Regions from separate parts of the Mus musculus genome. Here region 2 is linked to region 1. The links are chromatin contacts, found by POLR2A ChIA-PET in ENCODE. All regions are on one chromosome and are shown on one strand. Each heading gives the region's core, a stretch centred on a gene start or an enhancer-like site at or near the end of the contact. The rest is flanking DNA. Distances are from core to core; before and after follow the strand shown.

Evidence for each region. ChIA-PET counts read pairs that join two places held with the same protein, here RNA polymerase II (POLR2A).
Region 2: POLR2A ChIA-PET joins it to region 1 with 16 read pairs in embryonic stem cell. The contact joins the promoter of Pa2g4 here to the promoter of Pan2 in region 1. POLR2A ChIA-PET finds 5 or more read pairs at or near these places in 3 of 5 experiments (Patski and embryonic stem cell).

What each region holds. Positions count from the first base shown.
Region 1 is chr10:128,302,062-128,304,761 of GRCm38, forward strand. Pan2 (PAN2 poly(A) specific ribonuclease subunit) reads left to right here and starts at 1,274. Exons shown (of 26, transcript NM_133992.3): 1 at 1,274-1,410; 2 at 2,034-2,432. The coding sequence starts at 2,151.
Region 2 is chr10:128,564,559-128,567,354 of GRCm38, forward strand. Pa2g4 (proliferation-associated 2G4) reads right to left here and starts at 1,376. Exons shown (of 12, transcript NM_011119.3): 1 at 1,182-1,376. The coding sequence starts at 1,269.

The DNA.
Region 1 (2,700 bases), core at 24-2,523:
GAAATCCATTCTGCCTCCTGAGTGGTGGGATTGCCATCCCACTTAGCCTGGTTTTTGTTTGTTTGAAACAGGGTCTCATGTAACCTGACTAGCCTGGGACTTGCTATATAGAAGAAGCTAACCTTGAACACTAATCCTCCTGCCTCAGGATTACTGCCATTACAAATATACCTCCACTATGCCTGGCCCAATAAATGCTTTAAAAGTTTTATTATTGGTGTTTATTATTGGTGAGAACTTTCTTCCACAGGCACCTGTTGAAAGGGATATTCACCATGTAGCCATAGCAAGCCTGGTCCTTACTATCTATGTAGCCTAGGCTGGCCTCGAATTTGTAAGGGATTCCTGCCTCTGCTTTAATAATGCAGGTATTGTAGGTATGGACCACTAGTGGCACAGGGCCTTTAAAAACAGAGATGACAGAGCTGAGTTTGGGCAACCTAAGACATCTCACAGCCTGGACCAATTCCAAAGCAGTTTAGTACACAGCCAGTACCCCCAAATATTTTAGACACGGTGACACACTCTCACAGGAGAGGGAGAGGCAGTAGGATCTCTTAGTTGGAGATTAATCAAGAACCCCTCAGAATAGCTACAGCTCAGTTGACTCAGTTTACTGTTTATCTCTCTCTTGGGGTCAATGTCCAGCTCCACGGTCTAGGGGAATTTTGACAGTCTAGGAGACTTGTTTCTTGGGAAAATTAGGGGACCTCTGGGGACGACACAAACATTGATGGGAATTTCAGATGGATGCCTCTAGAAATAGAGAAAAGGTGGCCACTTGGGCCACACTAGAAGTCAGGCTCCCGCTTCCTTTTTCTTCCCCACATCTAGAAGTCATAGGAAATGCCAGTGAGTTTCGGGGGTACAGGGTCAGAGGTATTGGAATGGCTCACAGGCACAGCAAGATGAAGGTCTATACGCCGGGAATGATGAAGGCCACGCTGGGAATACCCACCGGGCGAGTCCCAGTGCTTAGCCTCTGGCGCCCCTTTAGTCTAGTTCTTATTCAGGGAGCGTAAAAGCTTGGCTTCAAAGTCTAAAGTTAATTTTGCTTAACAAAGCCTGAGAGCGAAGGGATTACTTTTCGTAACACCAAATAGATCCGCGCCTGATTCAGTTTGTCCCCGGTGGCATTCCGTAACCTTGTTTTGGCGGAGGCTACGTCACTCTCCTTCTCAGGCGCTGCCTGTACCTGGCTTTTTCTGATTGGCTGGGATGAGCCCGTGGCCCCCGCTGATTGGAAGCGATGGCTGCCAATCCACCGTCCGTCTTGCTTGGGTTAGGTTGAGCTAGAGGCGGGGGAGTAGTAGGGAAACTGGAATTTCCCGCGGAGCTGACGGCGCTTTCTCTACCCCCTACTCGTTTGAATTCCACGCGCTCCAAAATATCCGCCATGGAGAAATCTTGGTAATGACCCATTCCCCGTAAGCATCCCAGGAACACGTCTTGACCTTTGCCCTAATCCTTCCCCTCCCGTCCCCTGCGCTGGGGGAGAATTCTGGGTAACCAGTTTCTCTGGTTCGCTCAAAGAATTCTGGGTAGCTATCCGTTTCCATTACTTCCCCCTTACCCCCGCCCCGTTTGTGGGTAACTGGCCGTTCTTGTTACCCACCCCCTGGAGAATGCTGGGTAACCACTGTAAAGGATTCTGGGAAACTGGCTTGTCTTGCCCCCTTCACCGCCCAGCCCCTTTGTCTCATGTCCAATTCTAAGAAACAAGCATTTCAGAGCTCTCCCCCGAACTCCAGCCCCTATCAAACCCGCTCCCTTCACCTTGTGGTTCAGGAGAAAGGGAAGTCAAGAGTTAGATCATTTGGTGGGCTGGCAGGGAACTTAGGAAGTTTAGAGGTGCAGAGTAAGGGACACTGTCATGCCACTCACAGTACAGCGTTGCCCTTGTCCTCTTCATGCATGCTTCCGTCTTTGCCTGGCAGTCTCATCCCCTCTGCCTACCTGATTGTCCTGTCCACATAGAAGATACTTCCAGTACCTAGGCCTATCCCTGACTGCGCTGCCTCTTTCCCTTGCAGGCCAGAATGTCCATTCTAGGTTCACTGGTGCTGTCCTCCTGAAGGCTGGGTCACTTGTCTGTAGGAAGCGTGGCAAGGGAGGGTGTGACTCCGGTCTGACCAGCGGCCACTATCGTCATGAACTTTGAGGGTCTGGATCCTGGACTGGCCGAATTTTCCCCAGCTATGCATTCTACCCTGGACCCAGTCCTGGATGCCCACCTGAATCCAAGTTTGCTACAGAATGTGGAGCTAGACCCAGAGGGAGTGGCCTTGGAGGCTCTTCCTGTCCAGGAGTCAGTGCACATAATGGAAGGTGTCTACTCTGAGTTGCACAGCGTGGTGGCTGAAGTGGGAGTGCCTGTGTCTGTCTCCCACTTTGATTTACATGAGGAGATGCTGTGGGTGGGGAGCCATGGGGTAAGAACTATACCCCTTTCTGAAGGCTGAAAGGGTGTATTAGAAATCTTTATCTGGTCTTTGCCCAAGGACAGCTCTTTGCAGGTAGTCAAAACTGAGTTGAACTGATGAGAGTTAGCTGGGTCTTTCAAACCAACAAGGGAGTGGAGAGATTAACTACATATTTAGTTTCATAAGGCATTCCACTCTGTCAGTTCTCCTATCACTACTGTGTTTTTGCGACAACATCTCTCTCTATAGTCCAGGCTGATCTAGAACTCACAGCAGT
Region 2 (2,796 bases), core at 126-2,625, 260 kb after region 1:
CAAGTATTTTGTCAAGTCCATTCTAAAGGCCTAAGGCAGTTTTTTTTTTTTCCTCAAGACAGGGTTTCTCTGAAACTCAGAAATCCGCCTGCCTCTGCTCCCCAAGTGCTGGGATTAAAGGCGTGAGCCACCACTGCCAAGTCTAAGACAGTTTTTATCAAGTGAATTTTAATTTTTAAAATGTTAAAGAGCCGGGCATGGTTACACACACCTTTAATCCCAGCACTCTGGAACGCTGAGGTGGGCGGATCTCTCAGGCCAGCCTGGTCTAAGGGAGTACCAGGACAGCCAAAGCTACACAGAAAGCCCCAAAAATAAGGGGGTAAGGGAGGGAAAGAACTGGAAAGAGAAAACAGTAAAGTTATCTGTCCAAGTGGCAGACAACTGTTAGGAGAGTAAAGATCATTTAAGAAATGCTTATAATCCTAAAATCCGTGTCTCTCTCCACTTCTTTTCAGTATTATAGACAGGCTTGCCCAGCTGTCTAAGCAGAACCTCAAAACACTGTAGAGGCTCTAGGAACAAATATTAAAGGCCGCCTTCAAAAACCGGAGCAGTGGTCATACAGGAAAGCCAGGTTGTTTTAGAAGCTCCAGAAGTGTCTTCCAACGGCCCCTCGAGCTAGGTCAAGGGGCGAAGGGGGTCCCCACTAAGAAGACCTGAAGTAAAGACTTTAGCAAAGCACGTGGTGGGGAAGCACGGTAGGAGAGGAAGTGGGGAGCCATCGATCCGCACACAGGGACCTGGCAACACGTGCCGGCTCAGCTCCCGCGGGTCAAGAGCCGCGACTGGCAGAGGGGCGCTTCCGTCGCCAACAGCTGGCCGCTTCCTTTTCGAGGTGGCCTCACTGCTGCCAGTCGGGAGCATAGATCCGGACAGACCGAAGGGTATGGGCAGAAGACGACGCGCCTTGCCTCCTTACCAACCGCCCAGGGTCGGAGCATGCCTGGGCCCCTCTCTGTACTCCTCGCGGTCGCCGGCCCGCACCTCCACTCTCCAGCCCAGGCATGGCTGCTCAGTCCCCAGGGCGACACCAGATCTCCCCACCACGTCGCCCCCGGCAGTCGGCACGCGCCCCTCGGTGGCTCACTCGGCAAGACCCAGACGCCACAGCCCTCCGGAGAGAGCCCCAAACCTCTCCCTCTCAGCCTCGACTCCAAGACCCCCGAGGCCGCACTCACGGTTGGCGATGTCGCCCCCCATCTTATACTTGGTCACGACCAGGTCCTCGGCGATAGTTTGCTCCTGCTGCTCGTCTTCGCCCGACATCTTCCTACTGCTACTACTGCAGCTTCACTTTCCCTGAGCTGCGGCCTCCGTCTCCCTTCCCAGCCACAGGCTGTAGCTAGAGTCTCTTCGATCCGCGAGGAAAGCGCGAGCAAGCAAGGGAGCGGGAGGGCGGGCAGAGAGAGCGAGAAGCTGCGAGCGCGCGGGCTGAGGCGCAGGGCACACTGGGACAATGAGTCCTGCTGTCGGCCAGTTCCCAGCCGCCCTCGCGGGCTCTAGAACTACAATTCCCAGCCTGCTCCTCGCGCCCGTCCGCCAGGCCCTGGGAGGACTTGCCTTCCCAAGTCTGCGCACGCCGGAATCGCCGGGCACGCTGGGAAGAGTCTGGCCCCGGCGGGAAGGCGGAGCCGTTGGGGAGCTTGAGGGAAAGCGTGGTCTCTCCGGGAAAAACCTCTCATTCACGCCGACCCTGAGCTCGTAACAGCGAGGGGCGGGCCAAGCGGGGAGGGGTGGAGCTACAGGGAGAAAAGGGTTGAGAGGCCGCTGGGCAGGGTGGAACAGGGTGGAGCCTGGAGCCATAGGACTAGGGTCAGTGGGTGTGTGTGTACGTTTTGGGCGGTTGTCCCGTGCGCGTAGCCTTGGATTCCCCTGTCGGCCGGCGCGACCGGCCTGGCTGGTCAAATCCTCCAGTGCTGGGATAACCTCTGGGAGGGGCTGAGCGGAGGTGGAAGTCCTAGGGTGCTGGAAGCGAGCACTAACTGGACAGTCTGGGTGATTATACATGTACCATGGCCTGCTAATAGAAAAAGGCCAGACTTCCTACTAGACTAGAATAAAATAGCACTATTGTTCCAGCCGTGGTTTTTGATGGGGGCCATCTAAGGGAAACGTTTATGAGGGATTTGGTCACTCTTAAGAGTTCTGAATCGCCGGGATGAGGTGGCGCACGCAAAGGCAGGCAGATTTCTGAGTTGGAGGCCAGCCTGGTCTACAGAGTGAGTTCCAGGACAGCCAGGGCTATATGGAGAAACCCTGTCTCGAACAAAAAAAAAAAAGTTCTGCATCATTTCAAGTTTTCAGTACCCAACCTGTGTAGGAAAAAATAAAAACAACCCAAGGCTTGCTTGAGCTTTTTCATTTTCTCCCAACAATCAGGGGGTTAGGGTTTTGTTCCTAATTGTTTACACTTTTGTTCCTTTGTAGGGATCCCCAGTAAAAAACCCTTTAGTAGAAAGGACTAGAAATGCAAAGCCGGGCACTGGTGGTGCACGCCTTTAATCCCAGCATTTGAGAGGCAGAAGTAGTCGGATTTCTGAGTTCGAGGCCAGCCCGGTCTACAGAGTGAGTTCCAGGACAGCCAGGGCTACACAGAGAAACCCTGTCTCGAAAAAACAAACAAAAGAAAAAGACTAGAATGCAAACAGGGTCTGGAGAAATAACCTGGTTGGTATAACCTGGTATCCTTGCAGAGGGAAGGGAGTTCCCAGAACATTACAGTCACCTGTAACTCTTAGCACTGTGTAGTTGGCCTCTGTGGGCATTGCACTCACGTGCACATAACACCATTCC